Linked DNA regions of Homo sapiens: region 2 is linked to region 1. A link is a loop called in an ENCODE intact Hi-C map of the cell type or tissue named here. Cell type or tissue: Panc1. All regions are shown on one strand. Links, peaks and the distances in the headings refer to the core of each region. The heading gives the core; the rest is flanking DNA.

The links. Peaks named below come from ENCODE experiments on the same cell type or tissue, not always from the same donor. Only the 100,000 strongest peaks of a DNase experiment are listed, where the experiment ranks them.
Region 2: a loop joins it to region 1, with 3 times the contacts of the local background. A loop is called at or near these places in 48 of 110 quality-filtered maps.

What each region holds. Positions count from the first base shown.
Region 1 is chr10:58,293,654-58,302,822 of GRCh38, reverse strand. No RefSeq gene overlaps it. Among named protein-coding and RNA genes, the nearest start is that of CISD1, 29 kb to the right of the region's middle. In Panc1, for the core only: CTCF peaks have their summits at 2,862 and 3,124 (motif pointing left); a DNase peak (open chromatin) is centred at 3,122; H3K27me3 peaks cover 178 bases.
Region 2 is chr10:58,397,556-58,406,793 of GRCh38, reverse strand. TFAM (transcription factor A, mitochondrial) reads right to left here. Exons shown (of 7, transcript NM_003201.3): 7 at 7,574-9,238. Among named protein-coding and RNA genes, the nearest start is that of TFAM, 17 kb to the right of the region's middle. In Panc1, for the core only: no CTCF peak of the experiment used is centred there; a DNase peak (open chromatin) is centred at 6,042.

The DNA of each region.
Region 1 (9,169 bases), core at 1-8,000:
TAGGACTAGACATTACAGTGAATATTTAATCAGTATTATTGGCGTCCTGAATATTGATGGCTGCTTTGGTAGAAGGTTAGCTAGTAGTCCACTTTGAGAGGGAATAGAGTCCTTGAAAAATAATTGATGGAGAGTAAAAAGATTATGCCATGAAGTAATTGGGAAGTAAGCACTGGGAAGAACTGAAATTGAGAAGAGGAAAAATAATAATAATAAATAATAACATGGTGTCTTGGCACTTATTATGAACCAGACATTGTGCTACGTGCTTTAGGTATATTATCTGCCTTGTTCCTGACAACAGCCTTTTGAAGTAGCTATCACCTTTTGTATATTACACACACAGAGTCTGAGGTTCAGAGATTCAGAGGTTCATTTGCTGAGGGTCACACAGGTGATAAAGTGGGGTGGAGCCAAGATCTGCAGCCAGCTTTGTCTGATAATAGTCGTCTCAAAGAGTAGAAAGGTAGCAGAAAAAGAAGCAAAAGAAATGTTGTAACATCTCTCTCTTTTTTTAAATGTATAAAGGATGGAACAAAAAAAAGCAGAGAGATAAATTCTGCTGTACCTTGAGGAGGGGAAAAGGCAAAAGGAACTTCTGATAGGGTTGGGACATCTGCTTATTCCTCTAAGGTCACCGGAATTAAAAAGGACTGCCAGCAATGTCTCAGGGAAAAAAACACTTCATCAGAAATCTCTGCGAAGATTATCTGTTGCTAGGATTAATTTCCAAGTCAGCTGGTCCTCAGGGATTATATAGGTGAAACTTTGATGTGAAATCCCATTTTGCCTAGTTTTAGACAGACTGTGATGGAGTGTGATGTAAAGCTTATGGTTTATGTGTGAAGAAACATCTGAAGAAATAAGATCTGAAGAACAGTTTTTAAAGGACACAGGATTAAGCAGCAAGCTAAATATTTGTCTACATACATTATTATTCAGGAATAAAATTGTTGGAGATCATATGATTAGGTGGAAGACATATTGTGGTAAAGCAGCATAATATTATAATCCAGGGCAGATTTTTGATATGTGGACCTGAGAATATAAAGGTTTGGTGGCACTGTGACCAGTAAGTCCCAAAAAAAAAAAAAAACCACTCTGAAATCTGATATCCAGTTAGAGACTATTTTAGATGTTGTGGAAGCTGAAGTCTGTGTAATGAATAGAAGTCCAGAGAGCATGTCAATTTGGGTCAACTCATGCTTAAATGCCTCAGATAAGAAGGAAAGGGACCAATTCACATATAAAATCTATGCCAAATAGCCTGTTGTCTCTAGAGTCAGAATAGAACAAACAGGAGGAGGACAAAAAAATCAAAGGAAAGTAGACATTATCCATATCCTTGCAAAAGGTGTGTAGCCTGAAGGATCAGAGCTACATAAATAATAAAGAGATAAATAAGTGGGAGAAATTTGTAGGCTTCAGGAAAAAAAAATTAAGGGAAGATCTTCAAAAAAGAAGCATGGAGATAGAGGAAGGGACAGAAGAGAAAAAATGAATTAAAATGAGTTAGATTCACATTTGGTCATGATACAAGAGGTGATCTGTTGCTGCAGAAAGCATATAGGACTTCACGTCAACATTATATACCTTCTTTGTTAATGGCATGACCTTTGCAAGGCACCTAACTTTTCAGGCCATCTATAAAATAAGGACCAATAAACCCTACCAACTTTACAGATTTGCTGTGAAGATCAACTGAGATGATATATGAGAAGCATTTTAAAATCTCTATAAAACCCTATGCAGAAATAATAGTATTCATTAGCAGGCAGGTTCTTATAAAATCTAGTTTAAACTGATGGTGCAAGTGATTAAGTGGGGATGAAAATTGAATGGAATTTGCTTAGAAGGAAGGTTGTCATGGAATTCCATGTCACACTGAGCTCTGCTTCTATTGTTTGGGCTGTATTCAAACATTGAGAGTGAGCCTATTTGTTTATTTGTGTTAGTGCCATTGAACAGACAAGTATGACAGGTGTTTCCTTACAGGTCTCTTCCTTATGTATACTATTATAAAGATCCAGGTCATGCTGGATTTTTTCCATGCAGTGTTTTCCAACTATTAAAACCCAAAGAGCTCCCACCTCTTTTCTGGATCTCTCTGAATTTTCTGCTTATACAATAACTTCCAATATAAATTATAATCAGGCTGGGCACGGTGGCTCATGCCTGTAATCCCGGTACTTTGGGAGGCTGAGGCAGTGGATCACTTGAGGTCAGGAGTTCGAGACCAGCCTGGCCATCATGGTGAAACCCCGTCTCTACTAAAAATACAAAAATTAGCTGGGCACACCTGTAATCCCAGCTACGCAGGAGGCTGAGGCACGAGAATCACTTGAACCTGGGAGGCAGAGTTTGCAGTGAGCTGAAATCGCACTACTGCACTCCAGCCTGGGCGACCAAGCGAGACTCGGTCTCAAAAATAAATAAATAAATAATAATCCCCAAAGGCATGTTTACTTCTTTTCTAATTGCATACTTTATACCTTGATTTCTATCTGTAAAGTGACTTTTTAGCTTGCAGTTGGTATTTGTAAGACATCATAAATACTACAAATATATAAATACACAGAGATATACCATAGAAAGTTGACTCTTCATTTCATCCGAGTGCGGAATTATGAATATATGGAATCCTTCTTACCCAGCAGGAAAAAAAAAACCCATAAACTTAAAAGAGTAAGGGTAGAGAAATGTGCTTCACCCCAGAAGTGTATTAAACATTTCCTATAATTTAAGATGTATTTGAAGGCAATGTGAGATTAGAAATTTTATTTGATATTACATGTGGAATTTCTTAGAGCTCTCTGCCAGTGTGCATTTTTCTGTCCTACTGATAAAAGAACAGTCTAAGATCCCCTTACTTTGATCAGCTTACAGTCTGGTTTTTGATTCTGCCCTTAGGGTTTATATTCGCCCCTTTCTTAGCACACCAATAAAAAATTAGACGGTTGAAATCAACTTGCTTCTTTGAAATCAAGTGGCACACGTGCATTCGTCAACAGTATCACTGTTTTTCTAATCTTGATGAAGTGTTAATGAGAAACTTCTACAAAAAAGAGACTTTGACCCACTCCCACCTATTACCTTACCACAGAAATGTGTTGTCAGGCCTCCCCCTGGTGGACATGGTAACAAGTGCATAGAGGTCCCTAAAACTTGGATTTCTCACTAGGCTTTCCCCCTATGGAGCAGATATTAATAAAGGAGGCTAAAGGACAAAAGAGGAACTAGAAAAAAGTAGAAATGTTTGAGCTACTTCTCTCAGTTCAGATTTCCAACCTCCTCACCTTTGTGTGATGTGTTTATTGCTTCTGTCCTTCTCCAGTTTCTTCTTCTGGGTCTTTTAACATTATTAATCAAAGGGTATAACAAAGAAAGCAACCTTAGTCCCCAGAACAACTGTAGTTGGTTGACTATAGTTACCACTAAGCTATAGTTTCTAATAAAGAAAATGGCTTCTTTGAATGGAAACACTCATGACTATGCAGTAGTTATGATTCCTACTCATTCTGACATGCTGTTAAACTGCTGAACCAAAATGGACAGTAATGAATAATGGAACACACTTACCAGGTGTTGTGCACAGTGGAAAGTGCTTCCTGTGCATTCCACCTTCATGACAACTCTGTGAGATAGTTTTCTTATCCATGTTTTTTTTTTTTTTGAGACGGAGTCTCGCTTTGTCGCCCAGGCTGGAATGCAGTGGCGCGATCTCGGCTCACTGCAAGCTCCACCTCCCGGGTTCACGCCATTCTCCTGCCTCAGCCTCCTGAGTAGCTGGGACTACAGGCGCCCGCTGCCACGCCCGGCTAATTTTTATTTTATTTATTTATTTTTATTTTTTAAATTTTATTATTATTACACTTTAAGTTTTAGGGTACATGTGCACAATGTGCAGGTTAGTTACATATGTATACATGTGCCATGCTGGCATGCTGCACCCATTAACTCGTCATTTAGCATTAGGTATATCTCCTAATGCTATCCCTCCCCCCTCCCCCAACCCCACAACAGTCCCCAGAGTGTGATGTTCCCCTTCCTGTGTCCATGTGTTTTCATTGTTCAGTTCCCACCTATGAGTGAGAATATGTGGTGCTTGGTTTTTTGTTCTTGTGATAGTTTACTGAGAATGATGATTTCCAATTTCATCCATGTCCCTACAAAGGACACGAACTCATGATTTTTTATGGCTGCATAGTATTCCATGGTGTATATGTGCCACATTTTCTTAATCCAGTCTATCATTGTTGGACATTTGGGTTGGTTCCAAGTCTTTGCTATTGTGAATAATGCCGTGATAAACATACGTGTGCATGTGTCTTTATAGCAGCATGATTCATAGTCCTTTGGGTATATACCCAGTAATGGGATGGCTGGGTCAAATGGTATTTCTAGTTCTAGATCCCTGAGGAATCACCACACTGACTTCCACAATGGTTGAACTAATTTACAGTCCCATCAACAGTGTAAAAGCGTTCCTATTTCTCCACATCCTCTCTAGCACCTGTTGTTTCCTGACTTTTTAATGATTGCCATTCTAACTGGTGTGAGATGGTATCTCATTGTGGTTTTGATTTGCATTTCTCTGATGGCCAGTGATGGTGAGCATTTTTTCATGTGTTTTTTGGCTGCATAAATGTCTTCTTTTGAGAAGTGTCTGTTCATGTCCTTTGCCCACTTTTTGATGGGGTTGTTTTTTTCTTGTAAATTTGTTTGAGTTCACTGTAGATTCTGGATATTAGCCCTTTGTCAGATAAGTAGGTTGCAACAATTTTCTCCCATTTTGTAGGTTGCCTGTTCACTCTGATGGTAGCTTCTTTTGCTGTGCAGAAGCTCTGTAGTTTAATTAGATCCCATTTGTCAATTTTGGCTTTTGTTGCCATTGCTTTTGGTGTTTTAGACATGTAGTCCTTGCCCATGCCTATGTCCTGAATGGTAATACCTAGGTTTTCTTCTAGGGTTTTTGTCAATAAATGTAATCCAGCATATAAACAGAACCAAAGACAAAAACCACATGATTATCTCAATAGATGCAGAAAAGGCCTTTGACAAAATTCAACAACCCTTCATGCTAAAAACTCTCAATAAATTAGGTATTAATGGGAAGTATCTCAAAATACTAAGAGCTATCTATGAGAAGCCCACAGCCAATAGCATACTGAATGGGCAAAAACTGGAGGCATTCCCTTTGAAAACTGGCACAAGACAGGGATGCCCTCTCTCACCACTCCTATTCAACATAGTGTTGGAAGTTCTGGCCAGGGCAATTAGGCAGGAGAAAGAAATAAAGGGTATTCAATTAGGAAAAGAGGAAGTCAAATTGTCCCTGCTTGCAGATGACATGATAGTATATCTAGAAAACCCCATTGTCTTTGCCCAAAATCTCCTTAAGCTGATAAGCAACTTCAGCAAAGTCTCAGGATACAAAATCAATGTAGAAAAATCACAAGCATTCTTATACACCAATAACAGACAAACAGAGAGCCAAATCATGAGTGAACTCCCATTCACAATTGCTTCAAAGAGAATAAAATACCTAGGAATCCAACTTACAAGGGATGTGAAGGACCTGTTCAAGGAGAACTACGAAGCACTGCTCAATGAAATAAAAGAGGATACAAACAAATGGAAGAACATTCCAAGCTCATGGGTAGGAAGAATCAATATCGTGAAAATGGCCATACTGCCCAAGTTAATTTATAGATTCAATGCCATCCTCATCAAGCTACCAATGACTTTCTTCACAGAATTGGAAAAAACTACTTTAAAGTTCATATGGAACCAAAAAAGAGCCCACATCGCCAAGTCAATCCTAAACCAAAAGAACAAAGCTGCAGGCATCATGCTACCTGACTTCAAACTATACTACAAGGCTACAGTAACCAAAACAGCATGGTACTGGTACCAAAACAGAGATATAGATCAATGGAACAGAACAGAGCCCTCAGAAATAACACCGCATATCTACAACTATCTGATCTTTGACAAACCTGAGAAAAACAAGCAGTGGGGAAAGGATTCCCTATTTAATAAATGGTGCTGGGAAAACTGGCTAGCCATATGTAGAGAGCTGAAACTGGATCTCTTCCTTACACCTTATACAAAAATTAATTCAAGATGGATTAAAGACTTAAATGTTAGACCTAAAACCATAAAAACCCTAGAATTTTTTGTATTTTTTTAGTAGAGACGGGGTTTCACGGTGTTAGCCAGGATGGTCTCGATCTCCTGACCTTGTTATCTGCCCACCTCGGCCTCCCAAAGTGCTGGGATTACAGGCTTATCCATGTTTTGTAGGTTCTTAAAGAGGCTAAATGACCTGACCTAACGTCCTTATCTCTTTGTTAGGGATTCCCCCAATGTGCTCAATAATGAGCAGTGAATAATGAAAAGAATGGTCTTGATATAAATACCCACTTAACCTTCTTCTTCAAAAATCACATGGTGGTATAGCTTAATGTATTTATTTTTATTTTTAATTTTTTTGAGACAGAGTCTTGTTCTGTCACCCAGGCTGGAGTGCAGTAGTGTGATCTTGGCTCACTGCAACCTCCGCCTCCTGGGTTCAAGCGATTCTCCTGCCTCAGCCTCACGAGTAGCTGGGATTACAGGCACCCCCCACCACAGCCGGCTAATTTTTTGTATTTTTATTTTTAGTAGAGACAGGGTTTCACCATGTTGGCCAGGCTGGTCTTGAGCTTTGGACCTCAAGTGGTCCATCTGCCTCAGCCTCCCAAAGTGCAGGGATTACAGGCGTGAGCCGCCACATGTGGCCGGTATAGCTTAATTTAAAACATCACTGTTTGTACTGAGATCATGAAACATTTGTATCCAGGTCAGGTATTTCTTCATTAGGAAATGAGAGGACATAACCACCAGTGATTTAACATTTTAGCCTCTCTGGTGAAGTGATCATGGTTGTGTAAACCAAAAAGTATCAGACAGGTCTCAATCAATTTAGAGATTTATTTTGCCAAGGTTAAGGATTGCGACCCATGACATATCCTCAGGAGGTCCTGAGAACATGTGTCCAAGGTAGCTGGGTTATAGCTTGGTTTTTGTGTGAAGTATATATTGGTTCCATCCAGAACATCAGGACCATTCAGGTCACAGGTGGATTCAAAGATTTTCTGATTGGCAATTTGTAGAAAGATCTAAGTTATTATTTACAAGCTGGGATAAACAGAACAGGGTGTCTGGGTTAAGATAAGCAGTTGTGAAGATCAAAGTTATTATGTAGGTAAAGCCTCAAAGGTGGCTGCTTTTAGAGGCAATAGATGGCAAATATTTCCTCTTCAGACATTTAAAAGATGTTAGAGACTCTCAGCTAATCTCCTCAGGATCAGAAAAAGATCTGGAAAGGGAAGGGGATTCTCTATGGAATGCACATTTCCCCCACAAGAGGCAGCTTTGCAGGGCCATTATAAAATATGTCAAAGAAACATATTTTGGGACAAAATACTTTCATTTCCTTCAGGGCCTGCTATTTGTCATGTAATGCTATACTAGTGTCAGGTTATTTCATCTTTTTTTTGAGACCAAGTCTTGCTCTGTTGCCCAGGCTGGAGTGCAGTGGCACGATCTCGGCTCACTGTCACCTCCGCCTCCTTGGGTCCTGTTTCGGGATCCTGAGTAGCTGGGATTACCATCACACCCCACTAATTTTTGTATTTTTAGTAGAGACAGGGTTTCACCATGTTGGCCAGGCTGGTCTTGAACTTCTGACCTTAAGTGATCCACCTGCTTTGGCCTCCCAAAGTGCTGGGATTACAGGCATGAGCCATGGCACCCGGCTGGAATTTCATGTCTTGTTGCTACCAAGTCTGTCAGTCTTAAGATCTCTATTTTAATGTTAATGCTGGTTTGTTGTGTCTAAACCCCAAAAGGAAGAGGATATAATGAGACATATCTGAGTTCCCACTTCCCAACATGACCTGATCTGGTTTTTCATGTTTGTTTGGCATCACTTTGGCTGAGAGGGGGTCCATTTAGTGGGCTGGGAGGCTTAGTTTTATTTTTGGTTTACATTTGAATACAAGACCTTTTAAGTCTTGGCCAAGGCAATGTGAGCTGCCTCTTCTAACTACTTAATCCTGACATTGAGTCAGGAGTGACAACTAGATTTCATCTTGCATATTAAAAGTCAAGAGAAAAAAAACTATTAATGATATTATTCTACCGGAAGGCACACTGCAGACATAACAAGTGGTGGAACCAATCACATCCATCTTGGTGGAAAGGGCAAGGTGTATTTCTCTGAACTGGTCTCCAAGCCTTGAAACTTGCTGCCTCCATTTCCCTTCAAAAACATAACTCATTTTTTAATTCTTATTGCCCTGACATGGGTGGTTCTAGATTTATGCCCCTTGTACTTATATAGCTTTTGTACTTCACTCTCTCACCTCATAGCTCTAATCATATTAATTAATAAGGACCTTTTTATTTGTCTCTAACACTAGCCTTTTCTCCTACTAAGAGGGATGTGTGTATGTGTATTGATGAACTCCATGAGGGCAGAAATTGTTTCCGTCTTGTTACCTACAGTCTGGCAAACAGTAGGTGCTCGATAATGTGAAAGAAAAGTAACTCAGAGCAGTCTGAGCTATGTGAGGTATGCAGAATTAATCAGGCGAGAGACAGGAATAAGAGACTTCAATCACACCCTTACCCACTGATATGGTCAGGCTTTGTGTCCCCACTCGAATCTCATCTTGAATTGTAAACCCCATAATCCCCATTAAGTCAAGGGAGAGACCAGGTGGAGGTAATTGAATCATGGGGGTCATTTCCCCAATGCTGTTCTCACGATAGTGAGTTCTCAGGAGAGCTGATGGTTTTATAAGGGGCTCTTCCCCCTTTGCTTGGCACTTCTCCTTCCTGCTGCCCCGTGAAGAAGGTGCCTTGCTTCCCCTTCACCTTCTGCCATGAGTTTAAGTTTCCTGAGGCCTCCTCAGCGGTGCTGAACTGTGAGTCAATTGAGCCTTTCCTTTATGAATTACCCAGTCTTGTGCAGTACTTTATAGCAATATGGAAACAGACTAATAGACCCACCCACTCATGCCTGGGGGCAATTTTTTAAGGGCACTTTGTTTCTCCTTTCCTTTCCTGTAATTTCCAGACTAGCTAATAAATTACCTAAAATGTTATCACAAGTTACACA
Region 2 (9,238 bases), core at 1,239-9,238, 100 kb before region 1:
CTCCATCTATACCAGTCCCAGGGAACTAACAGTCTGCTTTTTGCCACTAATGATTGGTTTGCATTTTCTAATATTTTAACATAAATGGAATCCTATAGTACATACTTTTTTTATGTCTGGCTTCTTTTAGCACAACAGTTTTGAAATTTATTCATGCTAATGTATATATAAGTAGTTCCTGACTTTTTATTGCTGAGCATTCCATCATATAAATATACCTTATTTAGTTTATTCTTTCACTGGTAGAAATTTGGTTTTTATACCCACCAAATTATATTAATGTTGCTTTTATCAAGTGCATTCAATAGCAATTACAATGAGCACACTATCCAGAAATTTTAAGGACTTAGAGCCTAAGGAAACAGGAAATCTTAAAAGTTAAATCCAAATTTATATAGGTATTCTTGCTCCAGAAGACTTACATGATAGGGTGATAAACAAAAGATATCCAAGCATGAAAATATGTTAGTAGGATAAAATTCTATGGAAAGTGTGGAATAGAAAGGTGGGAAAATTCCCAATGATAAGAAGTGTGTTAACTATGGTATTTAGAACCTATTATACACATTTCAAAAGTGATATGACTTTTATCTTAAGTCAGTATTTACAATATGCTAGAAATTTAGTCCTTTATCTCTTTAAACACAAAATTGTATATGCCTATTTTAAAATGTGAATTTGAAAATAAAAAAATAGAAGTAAAAACATTTGAGGACCCCTTTTCTCAGGCCCCACTCTCTGGCTCTTTAATTGTCTGAGGTGGGCAAGAATATTATGTTTTTTTAAAGTTCCTTTGGTGAGGGCAGGCGCAGTGGTTCATGCCTGTAATCCCAGCACTTTGGGAGGCCAAAGTGGGAGGATTGCTTGAGCCCAGAAGTTCGAGACCGGCCAGGGCAACACAGCAAGACCCCATCTCTACAAAAAATTTAAAAAATTAGCTAGGCGTGATGGCACGCACCTGTGGTCCCACCCAGCTACATGGGAGGCTGAGGTGGGAGGATCCCTTGAGCCCAGTAAGTTGAGGCTTCAGTGAGCCTTCTTCGTGCCACTGCACTCCAGCCTGAGCAACAGAGCAAGACCCTGTCTCAAAATAAATTAAGAAATAAACAAACTCCCCCAGGCGACTCTAATGTGCTGCAAGGTTGTGAGGAGCTGGCCTAAAGACAGTGGTCTCTCTCAATTGGACAATGTCGGACAAGGAGTAGAAAAAATGAGAGCCACATTGTTTACCATTTACCTGGGAGTGTTAGTCATCTGGCAAGGTTTAACTATTTGCAAGGTTTATAAAAATACCAAATCAACAAGGCCTTATAGAACTTAAGCTTCAAAAAATGTTAGAGGGCCCAGTAACTATGGTGCCTTCCAATGATGAAACGTTATTTGCAAGGCACTGTACCAATTATTGTAAGTAAGTGGAATTATTTCAACTGTAGACAGTTCCAGGCCTAGAGCACTAAGCCACTTGGAGATATGGTGACAAAGAAAAATTAATTGGCAATTGTCCCTGGGCTCACCTGTTGACCTTTTCCACAGCAATATTTTTTTCTGTTTACTGTCCAAAATCTCAAGTCTGCAACTTAATTTTGTTTTCCACATCCCTATTTCTCCTCTATTCTCTTTTTGTGCCTTACCTGTTTTTTTCTCATCTTTGTTTCTTATTATGATACACCCTATAGTGATGAAAGATGAAACCAGGATTTGAGCTCAATGCTGAATTCCACAATTAATTAGCCGTGTGACCTACTAAATAATCTATAAGATGGGTGTTGTTGTTGTGTATAGTGGGGTGAATGGTAGGCCAAAGAAGGAAATGCTTGCGCCCTAATCCCTGCAGCCCATGAGTATTATTGTATGGCAAAGGATGTGATTAAGTTTCTTGAGATGAAGGGTTTTTCCTGATTATCTGGGAGGACCGTAAATGAAATCACATGTATCCTTGGGAAAGAAAGGCAGAAGGAGTCTGGGGACACATAGAGAAGAGAAGATATGAAAACGGAGCAGAGGGAGCTGCAGCCACTACAAGCCAAAGAATGCTGACAGCACCAGAAACTGGAAGAAACAAAGAACAGATTCTCCCCTAGAGCTTCCACAAGGATTATGGTTCTGTTGACACCTTGATTTTTGACGCCTAGCCTTTTAAAATTACTGTTTTTTATTTTTTTAAAACAAGGTCTAGCTCTGTTGTCCAGGCTGGAGTGCAGTGGTGCAGTCTCGGCTTACTGCTGCCTCAAACTCCCTGACACAAGCGAGCCTCCCACCTCAGCCTCCCAAGTAGCTGGGAATACAGTTGTGCACCACCACGACTAGCTAATTTTTTACTAGAGATGAGGTCTCACTATGTGGCCCAGGCTGGTCTCGAACCCCTGGCTCAAGTGATCCTCTTGCCTCAGCCCCCCAGAGTGCTAGAATTACAGGCATGAGCCAGGATTACTTCCGCCCTTTAGAACTGTGAGAGAATAAATTTCTCTTGTTTGAAGTTACCAAATTTCTGGTTATTTGTTACAGCAGCCACAGGAAACCAATAATCCTGGTTACTTCCCAAGGCAAAGAAGAAGCTAAGCAATACACAAGTGCTTTGTAAACTAAACTGTTACACAAGTACAAGCTCTCTTTACTGGTCACTTTCCACAGGGATTTCTAATACCATGCACACAGCTGTTGTCATGGATCAGTCTTCATGGAAAAGACTTCAGGGGAGTTCCTGGGGCTTTCCTGTCTCATTGCACACACTTCTCCCCAATCCTTCTCTTTCCAAAAAGTTTAGTATTTCTTTCGGTAGTGGTGTGGATATTGCTAATTGTAGCAGCCCCCCAGAAAAAGAGTTAGAACTACCTTAGCCATGTCTCTTGAACCTAGGAAGCAATTACTCTTCTCTTTATCACAAGATCCTTCAGGATATAGAGCAGGCTTTCTCAACAGCAGCAAGACTGATGTTTGGGACTGGACAATTCTTTGCTATGGGGATGACTCTGCAGCATCCTTGTCCTCTACCCACTAGATGCCAGTAGTACCCTCCCCAGTCATGACAATCATGTATTTCTCAGAATAATGCCAAATGTTCTGAGGCAAACTGCTCTGCCCTCCCTCCCCACCAATCAGGTCAAGAAACCCTGATTTAGAGGATGACAGGACATGACTGGCCAAAGATCTATCTAGTGTGACTGTATTAGGGAAGCAGAAGCCTAGAAGAGCCAGAGTGACACCATTTTAAAATCAACTCCATCTTAAACTTCCCAGTCATGACCCATAGAACTAAGATGTTCACAGCTAAGAAAACAGCTTAAAGACACCTGTAAGAACAAACTCCTACAGCAGAAAGTCCAGAAGTCCCAATACTCATAACAATATATGCTTCCAAGAATTATAGTTATGCTTTGATGCACTTACACACTAAGAAGTCAAACACAGAGTTATTTATTTATTTATCTGAGATGGAGTTTGGCTCTGTCACCCAAGCTGGAGTGCAGTGGCATGATCTTGGTTCACTGCAACCTCCGCTTCCCGGGTTCAAATGATTCTCCTGCCTCAACCTCTTGAATAGCTGGGATTACAGGTGTGTGCCACCATGCCTGGCTAATTTTTGTATTTCGTAGTAGAGATGGGGTTTCGCCATGTTGGCCAGGCTGGTCTTGAACTCCTGGCCTCAAATGATCCGCCCATCTAGGCCTCCCAAAGTGCTGGGATTACAGGCGTGAGCCACCGCACCTGGCCAAGGATGGATTTCCTTAAATCAATAAAGTACTAAATTTTGTCATGCTATCTGTCTATCCACCTGTACGCACACCTTAGTCTTTACATAGAGAAGACCCCTATATAAGAAAAACTTAAAGACAGTGCATTCCTCTGCTTGTTTTCTGAGGATGCCTACTCTGGAATGGAGTAGCTTTCAATAAACTATCTCTTCTCACTGCACTTTGCAACTCATCTTGAATTCTTTCCTGTGCAAGATCCAAGCCTCTATTGGGGTCTGAATCAAGATCCCCTTTCTGGTAACAGCTCCATTCCTTGTAGATAACCCCAATCTCCATTCATACATTAAGATTTGTCCTAGATGTCAACAGAGGACGTATGTCCTAGTAGCTTGCTGATTCATCATGAAATTGGTCTTTTTGATAGTTTCATCAGTGTTTCTTAAATTACGATCAATATTCCATCTGTGGCAGGATCACTTGAGCCTCTTGTTGACCTGCTGAGAGATCCAGGAATTTCCATTTTACGTGTTTTACAGATGATTCTTAAAATTTCTTTGATAAACACTAGTTTGGATGAACTTCAGACTCCAGGTAGATGATGTTATTTATTCTACTCTCCTGGTTCTGGAAACTGATCCCAGTTCTCCCTGACAAAGTCCTCCTTCACACTTGCTGTCAGTTGAACATCTGATTCTGGAGACCCCAGCCTAACTTCTGCCTACACTGACATCTCAGGCTGTCTGTTGTCACTTACAGTACTGATGTCTCACCTTTCTGTCCCCAATAGCATTGATGTCCTTGGATACAAGCTCTGATTTCTTTGGATGCATTCAGAGCTCTTATGTTTGTCTCTATATAAATAAAGCCTTGGCTATGCCTAATGTAGTAACTCTATCAACCCTTCCAGCTTTAACATATTTTTGTATGCATGCCTGCATCCTAAATCCTAGCCTTGTTCTGCCTTTAGAGCCCTGGATACAATAACCTAGAGGGACCAGAAATCTATAGGTCTAGGTAGAGAAATGATCAAATTGAAGGAATTCAGCTCCTTCTTCAACATTCCCCATCTTGGCTGCCCAAAGAAACTTAAGCATAACCTTTTCTATCTTTCTCTACCTTATCTCTCACACTCCATCAATTATCAAGTCCTGTGGATTCAACTTCTCAAATATCTCTTGAATTAACCGAATTCTGTCCATCCTAACACGAGGCAATTGAACGTGCTGTTTCTCCTGCCTTTCCACAAATATAGAAGACTGTCAGCTGCACAGCAGCCACTCTCACTGGCAGGTTAGCCCACAATCATGCTCCAAAATTATGTAGAGAACAAATTTATAATCTGCCATAAGCAAGTTAATATGAAGATGCCACTGATGACACAGAATACTAGAAACTAATATACAAAAGCACCAACTTTAATTACAGATCCAATATATCCCTATCAAAACCCAGCTGGTTTCTTTACAGAAATTGACAAGCTGATCCTAAAATTCAGATGAATATGAAAGAGATCCAGAGTAGTTAAAACAATCTTCAAAAAAATCAAAGTTGGAGATCTCAGATTTCCTATTATAAAATTTATAACAAATTACAGTAGTCAAGACAATGTCATACTGGCATAAAGACGACATATAAATCAATGTAATAGAATTGAGACTTCAGATATAAACCCATAGATCTGTGGTCAATCGATTTTTCACCAGGGTGTCAAGACAATTCAACAGAGAAAAAATAATCTTTTCAACAAATGGTGCTAGGAAAACAGATATCCACAGGTGAAAGAATGAAGCTAGACACCTATCTCACATCATACACAAAAATTAACTCAAAATGGATAGACCTACATGCAAGAGCTAAAACTATAAAACAGAAGAAAATACTGGGGGTAAATCTTCATAATCTTCAATTTTGCAATGGTCTCTTGGATATGACACCAAAAGCACAAGCAACAAAATGAAATAGATAAACTGGACCCCATCAAAATTAAAATTATTGTGCTGCAACTGATACCATCAATAAAGTGAAAAAACAATTCCTGGAATGGGAGAAAATATTTGTAATTAATTTATTTTATAGTGGCTTTATGTCTATTATATATACAGAACTCCTGAAACTGTAATAAATGAGATAACCCATTTCAAAATGGGCAAAGAACTGGAATAGATAATTTTCCAAAGAAATACAAGTGGCCAAGAAGTACATAAAAAAATGCTCAACATCATTAGTCAGAATGTAAACACATCAAAATCACGAGATACTTCAAACCCACTAGGATGGCTATAAAAAAGACATACAATAACAAGTGTAAGATTGCCATATACATGATTCACTCATTATCAGCCACTACTGAACTGCCAGCTTAGGAAGTTAGGAAGCTCTGAGTTATAATACTACTCCCACCAATGATAGCTCCACATTATTAAATCTAAAGAACTTTTTTAAATGGCCAGTTCCACCCTCCAGATTCTGGCCCAGCTATCTGCATGCACTGACGGTTGATTCTACTCAGCCATAGTCAAGAATCACAGCACCCGGCTTGAAAAAAAAAACAAAAAACCTATTCTGCAGTAGCGTATCACTCTACTTTCCTCAGTTTTGAGTAAAATATTCACTGGGGAGAAAAAAGCAAACCTTACGTCTACTGATACCTACCCCTCTCCTGCCCCATGCACCCTGTAATTTCTCTCCAACCACCTTAAGGGCCTTTTTTTTTTTTTTTTTTTTTTTAAAGATAGGGTCCTGCCATGTTGCCCAGGCTTGACTTGAACTCCTAGGTCAAGTGATCCTCCCATCTCAGCCTCCTGAGTAGCTGCGACTACAGGAACCAGCCACCACACACCCATGTCCACCCACCTTAGGGTTAATCTTTGTTACTAGCCCTCACTACTCAGAATTGGTGAGACCTCTCCATTTCTGCTTCACTCAGCTTACGTGGTTTGCTCACACTGACACCAACAAACACCTGTCAATCCCTATGTCCCTCCTGTCTTCCAAAAATACCTAGAAATTGCTGCTCTATTGACGGTAGTATTTCTTGTTTTCTAGTGTTGCTATTATTTGTCTATTGTACTTGGTTTTGCATTTTAGTCACCTGAATGATATCTGGAAGAAGGCGGTTTCACCATTTCAAATCTTTTTTTCACCATTTTATTGTCATTCAGGTTACTACAAATGGTAAGTAGAAGCTCTGCAAAAGTAAAAACTGAGTGGGAGGAAATCATTTTGGGAAAATATTCTGAACTATTTCAGTCCAATTAATATTTGATACTAAGCTTCTACAGCATCAGATGTTACTTATGTCAGCATAAGGAGAAAATTCCTATACTTTAAAAAAGTTTCCATTACCCCCATCTAAATATTGCCTGATAGTCACAGTATAAATTCAAGCTTGGAAAAACTACTGGCATCACTAAGTATCCCCTGACACCAAAGTTCCTGTTCATCTTAGTTACACAACTACTGATGACCTGTTCTGACTGGTGACTGAGAGGAAAAAATAAAGAAATGAGTAAGATGGTCGGTAATACTTCAACACTTCCCAGTGATTAATACATTTGGACCCGTCGTCTCATCACTTAATCCTACCCAACATTTAACGCATGAAATTTCCAGTAAAAAAAAAAACAGAACCTCATAGATGGGTCTAATCAAAACTGCCCTTTCTAAAAATATGAAGGCTAGCAGTTGGTAACCTATATAATAAAAGGTCACTGTGTCAAAACTATGTACTCCTTTCCCTCTTCCCCCATTGTATACCTGATTTGTGGGAAGGGGGAGACGAAATGGGATAAATTTTAAATTAATACAGGCAAAAAAGAATAAAGTCAGAGATTTTCTTAGACATCACATATGTAAATCAGAAACCAATATATAAATGATGCTTGGTGATGAAAAAATGTTTAGTTTATTTAAAATTCCTGTTTAGAGTCAACTTTATTTACTGGCTCCTGTAACCAGTGAAACATTCTGAAATGTATTAGATAATGGTTGTATGTTTTATATATTTCATATCGAATATAGTAAGTGATTTAATCAATTAACAAAAGTCCTTTATTTGTGAACAATGAGAGAGACTGACACTAGCTTTGTATGGTTTTACTTTGGAAAATTTTACAAATTTAAAGTAATAAATGTATTCATTTTCTTACTCTGCAGAAGTTCAATTTTAAAAAGAACATTACTGTTCTAAAATTTCAAAACATACAACATAGTCTGTGCTTGTAACATTTTCAGATTTGTCTGTGACAGCTTGATGTTATGAAGAGAAGGAGGGAGAATGGCTGTGAGTGGAGAAAAGAGCGAGAGAATATTCTTATAGTAAATGTTAGTAAAATTAAGAGAAATAATGGGTACTGTCACTCACAATATAAAAACTTCCTGCTGTTTTAGCACAACCTGGTGGTGATAAATTTTAGATACAGAAAACATCAGAAAAATCAATAAAGTGTTCTAATTACTTTAAATCTACTTATTGTACGCTATTTTTTTTCAATTCAGAAATCTAAATATACACATTCAGAGCAATTAGTAAAAACTAACACATGCCTTGTACAAAAAAAAAGACATTTCCAAAAAGGAGTTAGCCAAACGCAATAGCGTAATTACAGAATTACAGCAAGCTGAATACGTACACAGTATTATTTAAGCAAACATCAGAAAGTAAAATAAATACACAACCCTCCTTCCCCTCATCAAATTACTTTTGTAAAACCTAACATTGGTACTCCAAAGAACAAAAGTATAAAAACTACTGTATGCCTATTCATGACAGTATACACCCTGCTTGATTTCATTTCTTCAGCATCTTTCCTTCTAACACTCAGCTCCTACAGCAACTACTTTGTTGGATGAAATTAAGAAAAGTCTAAAAAATAATAGCAAGGCTTGATGGTCTGCACCTATAATCCCAGCTACTCAGGAGGCTGAGATGGGAGGATCTCTTAAGCCTGGGAGTTCAAGGCTGCAGTGAGCCATGATCACATCACTGCATTCCAGCTTGGACAGAGCAAGACTGTGTCTCCAAAAGAAATAGTAAGGCTTTATGGTCAAGCATGGTGGCTCACACCTATAATCCCAGCACTTAAGGAGGCCAAGGAAGGAGGAACGCTTGATGCCAGGAGTTTGAGACCAGCCTGGGCAACATAGCAAGATCCCATCTTGATTAAAAAAAAAATACAAAAATTAGCCAGGCATGGTGGTGTTCACCTACTGTAGTCCCAACGACTCGGAAGGATCACTTGAGCCCAGGAGGTCAAGGCTGCAGTGAGCCAAGATCACACCATGCCCTCCAGCCTGAGCAATATAATGAGACTCTAACACACACACGTGCACACACACACACACACACACACAAATAAGACTTTATATGAGTGGTCATTGGTTATGATGTTCTTATTCTTTATAAGAGAAAATCTGTGTATACTGTTACAGCTGAATGGCATTTGGTATATGGCATGCCAGTCTTCCACATGTACTGATGTTTAAGAAAGGCTTGGATCCAGTGTGTATTCTGGATGTCGGGGGAAAAAAAGGCTTGGAAACCAGGT